Regions from separate parts of the Homo sapiens genome. Here region 1 is linked to region 2. Evidence: chromatin loops called from intact Hi-C (ENCODE). Cell type or tissue: chondrocyte. All regions are shown on one strand. Links, peaks and the distances in the headings refer to the core of each region. The heading gives the core; the rest is flanking DNA. Region 1 overlaps OLFM1 (olfactomedin 1). Region 2 has its middle 70 kb from the start of OLFM1.

Region 1 (5,370 bases), core at 112-5,111, 59 kb before region 2:
AGGCAGAGAAGATTGCCTGGCACCTACTGCGGCTGTTTTGCTGAACCTGTTGCCCTTTTGACAGGTGCAGAACATGTCTCAATCCATAGAGGTCTTGGACAGGCGGACCCAGAGAGACTTGCAGTACGTGGAGAAGATGGAGAACCAAATGAAAGGACTGGAGTCCAAGTTCAAACAGGTGGAGGAGAGTCATAAGCAACACCTGGCCAGGCAGTTTAAGGTATGCATGTTCCTCCCCCTCTCCCTCCCCTTATCCTCCTCCTCCTCCTCTTCCTCCTCCTTCCCCTCCCTCCTCTCCTCCTTCTCTTCTTCCTCCTCCTCTTCTCCTCCTCTTGCTCCTCCTCCCTTCATCCTCCTCTTCCTCCTCCCTCTCCTTCTTCTCCTCCTCTTCCTCCTCCTCCCCCTCTTCATCCTCCTCTTCCTCCTCCCTCTCCTTCTTCTCCTCCTCTTCCTCCTCCCTCTCCTTCTTCTCCTCCTCTTCCCCCTCATCCTCTTCATCCTCCTTTTCCTCCTCCCTCTCCTTCTTCTCCTCCTCTTCCTCCTCCCTCTCCTTCTTCTCCTCCTCTGAGGCTGGGTGTGCTTTCCCTTCATGCTCTCCCTTTCCCTACAGAAATGGTCATTTGGGGCAGGGAGAAGCATAGCAAAGGTTGTTCTGTGCCTTGAAAGGACTGTTGCCCTTGGCAGTAGGGAGGCCACCACTGGCCCTGGCTTGGCAGAAGCCACCTTGACAGGGGCGGCCTGAGTGGTGGCAGCAGCATACACTCGCCCCCAAGCCCCCGTCAGTGTGGTTTGGAAGCCAGGGGTCTGAGATCCTGCGCTGCCCGAGCCAAGTCGAATATTAGCTGGGAAGGGACATCGTTATTGGCCCTTGTCATTCTGCAGCTGCTGCAGGTAAATCACATTAGCCAAAGATTAGCTGAATTGATGAGGGCCATTCTGGAGCAGGAATCTCTCAGGGCAGTTTTCACATCTGACCTAATCTAGCCATGACAAAGCATACCATAGACTTGCAGGGAAAAAAGAGAGAGATGCCAGCCTCCTTTCCACCTCGTGGGAAGTGTTCTGCTTCTCCGGGTAACTCTGGACATTAAAACTGGTGTTTGTTTGACCTAAAATCATAGATACAGATGTGCAGCCAGGTAGAGAGATGCCCACAGTTGACTCCATCTCAGTGCGATTCGACTGAAACGTTATATGCCGCCTTAATGAAGGTATACATGCATTTTAATTAGAAATCCAGCCCAGATGTAAATGAACAGGTCAAATTACACAGCCTCGCCCGACTAGAAACTGCTGGTGTACTCTGTCTCTGTCTTCCCGTCCTTTTTATGCTAATGTTTTTCTTCGATGTGCTCCCTGCATGAGGCAAGAACTAATTCTCTTTTAAAAATGATACATTAAATAGATGAAATGGCAAGCTAATGAAATTATAAATCTATATTATAAATAAAATAATAGCAGGCCCAATCCTGTTGAGGTGAAATGAGCCGATTGTGCTCATCAGAGGCAGTTGGACATTTTTGTCCTCGCATCTGGCTGGTCATCATGAATTACTCTGGAGGGAGAGATGTTGACCTGTCTAACCAAAAAAGCATTTATGTCTCTGAGCCAGCACTCCCTTCTCTGCGGCCAGCAGACTCCTCTAACGAGGGGGGTGTCTTCAGCAACTGGGAGGTAGCTCATCTTGGCAAACGTTGTTGACACAGGCATCTCTCCGAGTTTCCAATTTTGGGGTGCTGTGGCTCTGGGGGAAGAAAAGCAAGCGCTTGCCTATACTGTGCTAAACCGCATTAAAAAAATTCCAACAGAAATTGTGACGAGGGAATCTCAATAACTCTTAAAGCAGTTTGTTTTGACTAACTCGAGCATTACAGTGGGATTTTTCTAACTGACCATGCAAATATGTGTTTCCTGATGGCTGTCTGTTTCAGGCAGGCTAGTGAGCTAGTTCTTCAACGGTATTTCATTTTCTTACTTGCAGGGCTAACTTAAAAGAGTTTTTTCAATGCTGCAGTGACTGAAGAAGCAGTCCACTCCCATGTAACCATGAAAGAGAGCCAGAGAGCTTTTTGCACCATGCATTTTTACTATTATTTTCCAATACTTAGCACCATTTCACTAAGGAACCTTGAATACAACCAGGATCCTCCTTTGCATGCGACTGTAGCTGCATTTCATGAATAGTTTGAACCCTTGTCAATGCATTTTTTGAAAAAGAAAGAAAAAAAAAACTTCGTGTATGTGACTCAAAGCATGTAACCTTAAGATGTTGCATTCTAAACTGACAATAAAGACCTTTCCCAAATATGCTGGTGTTCTGAGGACTGTTTAATATGCTCTTCTAACTCATTTGGACCAGAACAAATAAGCCTGTAAATAAAGCGGGAATATACACACTTTCCCTCACCTAGGGAGAAGCCAGGCCAAGGCAGGGTGTGAGAGTTCTTGCATGCATCGCACTGAACCAGCTTATTTTAACCTTGCAGGCGATAAAAGCGAAAATGGATGAACTTAGGCCTTTGATACCTGTGTTGGAAGAGTACAAGGCCGATGCCAAATTGGTATTGCAGTTTAAAGAGGAGGTCCAGAATCTGACGTCAGTGCTTAACGAGCTGCAAGAGGAAATTGGCGCCTATGACTACGATGAACTTCAGAGCAGAGTGTCCAATCTTGAAGAAAGGCTCCGTGCATGCATGCAAAAACTAGGTAGGCCCAGTACCCTGCGGGACGTGGCGCTGCACTGCCCACCTCCGGCACACGCACAGGCTTAGGGAGTGGTGCTGAAGTGGACAGCGCCCGCCTGGCTTCGCGAGGTGATGGCTGGATTAGGGCTCCTGGGCAGGTCTACCTTGAGAGACAGCAAAGGAGGAGCGTAGGCCACACCCATCCTAGGGCATTGTTCAGAGCCGGGTCTTGTGCAGAGGCCACAGACCCCGCTGAGTCGCACATCTGGAAAAAAATAGCATACCATCTGGCAGATTGTGTGTGTGTGTGTGAATCGTATGTGTGTGTGCATTGAAGACACCAGTTTAATAGGGCTGGCAATAACATCTCAGATTCCTCCGGATTGAGAACGGGGGCTGGTGGAGCTCCTGAAATATTGAATCATGCATAGTTTGAATAAAAAAGGGAACAAAATTCAATCACATCTCAGTAGAGCTGCCATTCACAGCACGGGAGGGAGCCCCTGCTCACAGCCTGGAAGGGGAGGAGCCTCTGAGCAAATGAACCCCTTCCTCGGGTGTGTTTCCTAAGAAAGACCCCCAGTGTGGGGTGACCCATTTGGATTCTTATTTCTGATTGATTACCCATTCACCTTATCAACTTTCCAGTTAATTACTAGGAGAAATATTAACACATTAGTGTCTGAGTCTGCTTTTAAATAGCACATTTCAAATCCCAATTCCACTTTTAATTTTTCTTAAGAAATATTAGCCATCCGTCCTCACCAAGCTGTTTTTGTTTTTTGTTTTTTGTTTAATAACACAAAGGTTGTTGTTTTCATACTACCTACTTTTTAGGGTAACTTAGGGTAATTTTAGGGTGATTTTGCCTTATGAAGTTTATCTCAGGCTTTCTCTGATGTTCTAACTGGATTACCTTTTTATTTCTACTCTCCCTTCCACACACACACACTCCAAGTGCCTTACTATAAACCTAAAACATCCAAAAAGAACACTTTAAAAAAAAACCTCTAATGTTAGTCAGGTGAAGAGAGAGAATATTCAAGGGGAAAGAAAAGAGTCAGCCAAACCCTTGGTTTCCCAGGTTCCCAATTTAGGTGATTTTTAAACGCTCTTCTAGGTGTCCTCAGTGAACGCACAAAGCTTTAAATTCCCCAGTCCCGAAACAGAGACAATAAGAAATGCTTGGAGTCAGAGAACTAATCCATTTTGATGTGTGCATGCTGGCTGTGTCTCACGGGGGCTGCTAACTGCATTCTTTCAGCTCTGTGCTCCATGGTGCCCAGCCCTGGTATGACAGTGGCTGGGTGATCTCAGACAGTCCCAGGAGGGGGGTCTGGGCCAGATGGCCTCTACCATGGCTTCCCAATTTGACTTTCTAGGAGTTGGTGTGAGTGTTTGACTTTCTAGGAGTTGGTGTGAATGTTAATGATGATAGGGCTGTATTAACGATCATGGGGCTATATAACTATTGCCCTTGGGTACTGTCTTCGGCTTGCTACCCATCGTGACCTTGAGTGACCTCACCATTGCCCCTCTCTCCAGGACCTCCAAACACTCCCACTTATGGGGTCTCCCTCGGCCTCCGAAGAATCCAGTGGTGGGGTCTTTTTGTTGTTGTTATGTATTTCCCCATGAGCAGTGTCTTCCCTCCCTGGAATAGACAGGGCACATCATGGAGAAACCCAGAGAAAACCTCCACATTTTCCAATCAAGGAATCAAGGGAGCAAAGTGAGGATTTGGAGTAAAAAGTTGCAAATAGTGAGAAGCCAAGGGCCTTTCTGAGGGGGCACCACCCCTCCCGGATGAGCTGGCCTTCCCATCTGTGCTTGGCCTATTTTTAGTAGCTGGGTGAGTTTACCTTGCAGCTTAAAATCTTGGGTCTTGTGAAAGAGATCACATGGCCGTCCTTGGGCTGCTAACACCATTGATTTGGGAGTAAAGAGAGAGGGTTAACAGGCCTCCAGAGGCCCTCTTTCTCCCACCTTTGGAGTGCAGCTGCCTGGTTTCACCTCTGCGTTTAATTCTTTCTTTGGAAGGGCTGCGACACGTAGGCGGAGCTGCTGAATCAGAGCGTCTGCAGGTGGGGCCCTGGCATCTGCCCGTAGCCAGCACCCAGCTAATCTTGACACACAGCAAACTGAGCTCCCCCGTTAGAGGAGGCAGTTTTGTAAGGTAGTAAATGCCACTCGATAGCTGTGCGACTCCCCCAAGGCATTTCCCCTCTCGAGTTTCAGCTGCCTCCTCCTCTGTAAAATGGTGCAGGGAGTCCCTGAGCTCTGGGGTAATTCATGGAATGGTAATTCATGGAAGTCCTTCAGATCCTGAGCTCAGCACTGTGCCCAGCAGAGGAGGTGCTGGTAGGCAGGTAGGTCGATGGATAGAGAGGTGATGACAGCTGACTGATAACTGGATAGGTAGTTAGATAGATAAATGATTGATTGATTGATTGATTGATTGATAGATGATTGACACATAGATAGAGTTAGCAGCTGCTGACCTTCCTCCTCCCTCTTCCCAGGCTTTCATTCAAGCTCAGTAACTTAAGCACCAAATTAATATCCTGCAGCTGCTTAATTTAGCTTCATTTTAGCCTTGCAAATAGGTACCCATCTCAGGACCACCCTGGCAGCCTGTTCCCTTGCTGGGAGGTTGCTGAGGAGCCCGGCCTTCTGCAAGGTGGAG
Region 2 (5,370 bases), core at 72-5,071:
ATGTCGGTTTCTTTCAGGGCTGAGCTAAGCGTTCTCAATGGGGAAGAGTAGCAGCTGAGGGGCCTTTTCCCTGGAAAGGTCAGAGAAATCCCATGGCAAGAGAAGCCCTGGGCTGGGTGAGGGGCTGGGGCTATGCATGCTTTGTAAGGCTTAGGGGACATCCCACGTGAGAATAGACATTGGAGCAGGTCAGGAGCTCAACTGTAGAGGTGTAGGACTCAAAGGGGAAGGGGCCGGAGCTTGTTGAAGTTGCAGATTCCTGCCTCCTTCCTTCAGGGATTGTGATGAAGGGAGCCTGGGCAGGACCCAGGAATCTATTTCCACAGCCTCCCCAGGTCATCCTGATGCAGGTAGCTCCAAGTCCAACAGGCTGATAGGATATTCTTCGTGAACTGCAAAGCCAAAATCAAGTCTGCTTTTTTTCTGTGATGGAGATTAGGCTTCCTTGAAACTCTGCAGTGAATTCTGCCACTCAAAGCTAAGCATTGCTATCTCGTATCCTTCTGTCTGTGAAAAGAACTGGTCCAGGCAACTGTCAAGAGGAGCAGTTCAGTTTTCACATCCATTTCCCAAGGCCTCGTCCTGCACAGGACCAAGAGGGCGGTCTAAATGTATTCCTTCATTAGAGGCTCCAGTGAGATGGGGGACCAGGTCGAGGTGGAATTCAGCTGTGTGTCACAGAAGCCTGACCACGGGGGCTTGTCCAGATTCAGATTTATTTTTCCACAGAACAATAAGTCCAGAGGCCTGCCATCATGCCCACTGTGGTGACTCCAGAGGAACAATATGGATGCAGGCTCCTTCATCGTCCCACTCTCAGCCTCATGGCCACAGAACAGCTGCAGTGCCCCGGACATCATTCACATTCTAGGCTGTTGGAAGGGGAAAGGGTAAAAGACAAAAGATGTGAGCAGCTGAGTCTGCTTCCTCTAATGAAGAAACCAGCAGCTTCCAGGAGCCCCCCACAGTGGACTTTTGCTTACATCTCATCACTGGAACTGGGTCCCATGGGCAGTCCCTGCGTCAGTGCTGTGTAGATCTGAACACTGGCAGCCAGGCCTGCTGCATCAAACTGTTGCTGCCAAGGAAAAATGATAGGAGAGATACTGGGTGCATGCCTGCCATGCTGTTCCCAGGGGACAGCCTCCTCCTCACGTCACAGGATGGAACACAGATCATTAGGGTCTGCATTTGGCTGACATGCAGGCGTTTTCTTCTGGCAAAGAAAATCTGACTTCCGGCCAGGCACAGTCGCTCTCGCCTGTAATCCAAGCACTTTGGGAGGCTGAGGTGGGTGGATCATCTGAGGTCAGGAGTTCAAGACCAGCCTGGCCAACATGGCAAAACCCCGTCTCTAGTCAAAATACAAAAATTAACTGGGTGTGGTGGCACGTGCCTGACATCCCAGCTACTCGGGGAGGCTGAGGCAGGAGAATCGCTTGAACCCGGGAGGTGGAGGTTGCAGTGAGCTGAGATCGCATGGCTGCACTCCAGCCTGGGTGACAGAGTGAGAGTCCATCTAAAAAAAAAACAAAGAAAGAAAGAGAAAAGAAAAATAGAAAAGAAAATCTGACTTCCTCGAAGCCCCTCCCTTTGGTTGCACAGCCACAAGAAAGCCCCTCATCCTCCCGAAATTGCTTTATCAACAGCGTGGAAGGGAGCAGGAATAGGTACCTCGGTCATGCACAGGGAACACTTAGCACGGGCCTGGCACGGGGCGTCCGATGATGACTGTAGCTGGCATTCTGTTGCACACATCAGAGAGCTGCATTTACTTCTGTGTTGGATGAATCCACCGCTGCAGAAGCTCCCAGTGCCACCAGGTCCCCCCAGAGACAACGCATCTTCTCCCCAGCTTTGGATGGGACTTACCTATCTTGGAAAAATATGCAGTTTTCATTCCTTGGCAATAACCAGATTTTGGACTTCCACAAGCTGCATGCGGAAGTGAAAACTGGATTAAAAGGAGTAGGGACAGAGGTCTCCAGAAACTTAGGAAAGGTCTCAAGTTTCATTAGCACTGCCTGGCAAGCTCAGCATTTTCTCCTCCACTGCGGGCCTCTGGTTTGCAGCCTGGTGGTCAGTAAGGTGTGAGCATGGGATGATTCTCCCGCCTACGCAGTGCTCTGACCATGCTTCCTCAGGTGCTGGCAGGGCCCTGGAAAGGCAAAAGCAGCAGCAACGCCCAGAGGCCAGAAGTCCGAGAGCCCGCGCCTCAGTGGGATCTGTCCATGGTGCTGACCTCCCAAGCTGCCTCAAGGTCTTAGCTCCAAGAGGCCAAGAATTTCCCATCTTCTCCAGCTCTATCCACGTGACGGCGTGACCCCACTCTCCGAGTTGATGAGGCCTGTGGGGCAGAGCCCAAGCTGGATGGAAGGGAACGAGCTAATCAATTAGGAATGTCTGTGAAGAGCGAGCGGGAGGACGTGAGAACAGCCTCCCACGTGGCTCCAAGTCCGCCGTTCCTCTTCCAAGGCTTTCAGGCAGAAGAGCTGGGGTCCTATCTTTGCTTCCATTTTCAAAGAGGGAGACTCTAGAAATAGCTCCTTTAGAGGGTCAGAGCTCAAATCCAATTTAAAGCCCACTCTAGTATTTGAGATGAGAGAGAGTGTTGTTATGTTAGTCTCTCCTCCCAAATGGCCCTGTTGGAGATTTTTTACTACTTCACTCCTCCCTCCCTCTCTTCCTTCCTTCCTTCCTTCCTTCCTTCCTTCCTTCCTTCCTTCCTTCCTCCCTCCCTCCCTCCCTCCTCCATTCTTTCCTTTTCTTTTGTCTTTCTGTATCTTCATAACAGGATGCTTCATAAAAATTTCATGGGCACCCACTGCTTCTCCAGCATGAGTCTGTGCTAGGCTCATGCTGAATGCTCCCCATGCACTATCTCATGTAATCCACAGCAACCCTGGAAGCCACTATTATTACCTCCCCATTTCATGGATCAGGGAGTGTAAGTCCCGGCTCAAGACTGCAGAGCCGATGGGTAGCAGAGCCAGGGTTCAAACCTAAAACTCCATGACAGCAAAGTCTGAGCTTATATCCATCTTGCCATAATGGTCCTTTAACTTGTTTTTAGAGATGGGGTCTCACCCTGTCGCCAGGCTTGAGTGCAGTGGTGTGATCTCAGCTCACTGCAACCTCCGCCTCCCAGATTCAAGCGATTTTCCTGCCTCAGCCTCCTAAATAGCTGGGAATAGAGGTGTGCACCACCACACCCAGCTAATTTTTGTACTTTTAGTAGAGTCGGGGTTTCACCATGTTGGGCAGGATGGTCTTCATCTCTTGACCTCGTGATCTTCCTGCCTCAGCCTCCCAAAGGGCTGGGATTACATGCGTGAGCCACCATGCCTGGCCAACATTTTTTAAGTTCCAAAATGCTAATTGGAAAATGAAAAAAAAAAGAAGAAGAAGAAGAAGAAGAAGAGAAATCAGCTATGTTATTTCATGGAAAGAGAAACTTAATTAGAAATGTGATCTGTCAAAAAGTTTTCCGGTATGTCTGGAATACTGCCCGAAGCTCAGGGAGAGGTGGTGAGATGGGGCTGGAGAGATTATCTGGAGCTGGAGCCCCAGGCAGTTTTGTTTGTTCTCGAGGTTCAAGCAAGACCTGCGTGCAGAGCCACTATCTTCTGGGAGTGGAAGTGGAGTTATTAATGTCCTCTGGTCCTGGAATTGAGACTGATGCATGCAGGGTGACTTGTCCTCTGAGTAAACGTGTCCCATCTCACCTGGAGAATGAGCCTGAATAGGGTGATATGACTGAGGAGAAGATCTGAGATGGATCTTTGTGAAAAGCAGGGACAATTGGGAAAATCTGAGGCTAATTAGCCCTTCCCAGCCTCAGGCTGCAGGTCCGGAGTTACACATGAAGGCACATCGGGTTGGCAGGCTGGAGAACCACAGGCATGTTTTTACACAGCTGAGAGGGGTTGGAGCCTCCCAGTGCTCTGGAAATAGCCGTTTCCCCTGTTCATTCATCTTAGGAGGCCAGAGCCTGAGGGTGAAAGAGTTCCATCCCCAAGGCTGGCCTCTCCTGCCCATAGCCAGAGCCATGAGACACGGGTACTCCACAAGCTCTGGGACTTGGGTCTTCATGTATGTACTCCTCCTTGGGAGTGGGGAGATGGTGAAAGTTTGTGTTAAATTTGCTCCAGATGTCCTTAGGCAGCCAGACTTCTGCAAGGAGCTTGTTCAAAATCCCAAGGATGAAAAACTGCTGTCTCTCCAGGCAAGATGCACATTCTTCACCATGACGATTCACAGAATCCCACTAGACACCAAGAAACTCTGCTAATGCTGACTCAGCGAAGGGGCAGGCTCTGCCACAGCTGGTGCCACTAAGTCCTAGGGTACGAGAGTCTGTGCAAACAGGCTGCATCCCCTGGCTCCACTAAGCCGAATACAGACAGAGGCTCTGCGCACTCGCCCCATCCAGCAGAGGATGCCCATGGCGATCATTTTAGTGCTTATCATGGAGGGCAGGCTGATGGGTCAGCGTGGCCATCACAGCTTCAGGGAGATGTTCAAAAAGGCTGGAGCCAAGTGGGCAGGGGATGGGGAAAGGAGGGGCTGTCTGGAGTGAGACAGATGTGCTATGAACCTTGTCACTGCTGCTGGCTGTTGGAGTGACCTTGGACAATTCCCTTGTATTAGCTGAGTCTCTGAATTTTGCCTGTAAATACAGAGCGCCCACTTAGAGGGGGAATTGGGGTTCACTGAGTTTGTATAGCACCTGGTCCATGTGAAATGTCCCCTCCCCTCCTGGGGTCTCTCCCTGGGTAGGAGGGAAGCTGATTACAATGGTGATGGCTGACTGTTACCCAGCACAGGTGCAAGCCCCAGGCCCTTCACCTGGATGGCCTCACCCTGACCTTTCACCCACTCAATGAGGGAGGTGCCCTTGTTAGCCCCATTTTATAGATGGGGAAACTGAAGCCCCAAGGGACTAAGAGAACATCCTTTCTGGTCATTTCCATGCCCTCAGGACCCCACCCTGCTTCTTCCAGAGTAGCTCTACTCTCCTCTGCTTCAGATCAGTCTGGAGAAAAAGAAATTTCTGCCACTAACAAAGCTGGAGAACCACTGAGCTCCAAACGCCTCCATTTTAAAGGCAGGGAAATTGAGGCACAGAAAGATGGGGGATTCAGCCAAATTGTACAGGGACATAGGATAAGACTTGACAATTCCCGAAGACCTGTGGGACTGGAAAGCCCAGCTGGTCTTTGGGTGTTCAGCTGTCTGATGGCCACTGGGACCTGGAGCCCAGGGTGCCTCTTTGCAGGGCCAATGCTGGCAAGGAAGGAAGGCGTGTGTGTAAGATACGTGTGCATGGGGGGACGACTGGCTGTCAAAATCATTCACGGAAAACACCCA

Evidence for each region. A loop is a pair of places that touch in the nucleus more often than their neighbours do. Peaks named below come from ENCODE experiments on the same cell type or tissue, not always from the same donor. Only the 100,000 strongest peaks of a DNase experiment are listed, where the experiment ranks them.
Region 1: a loop joins it to region 2, with 7 times the contacts of the local background. A loop is called at or near these places in 4 of 110 quality-filtered maps.

What each region holds. Positions count from the first base shown.
Region 1 is chr9:135,095,800-135,101,169 of GRCh38, forward strand. OLFM1 (olfactomedin 1) reads left to right here. Exons shown (of 6, transcript NM_001282611.2): 3 at 65-220; 4 at 2,487-2,706. Among named protein-coding and RNA genes, the nearest start is that of OLFM1, 11 kb to the left of the region's middle. RefSeq lists an enhancer at 2,330-2,831. In chondrocyte, for the core only: no CTCF peak of the experiment used is centred there; no DNase peak of the experiment used is centred there.
Region 2 is chr9:135,154,490-135,159,859 of GRCh38, forward strand. No RefSeq gene overlaps it. Among named protein-coding and RNA genes, the nearest start is that of OLFM1, 70 kb to the left of the region's middle. In chondrocyte, for the core only: no CTCF peak of the experiment used is centred there; a DNase peak (open chromatin) is centred at 2,207.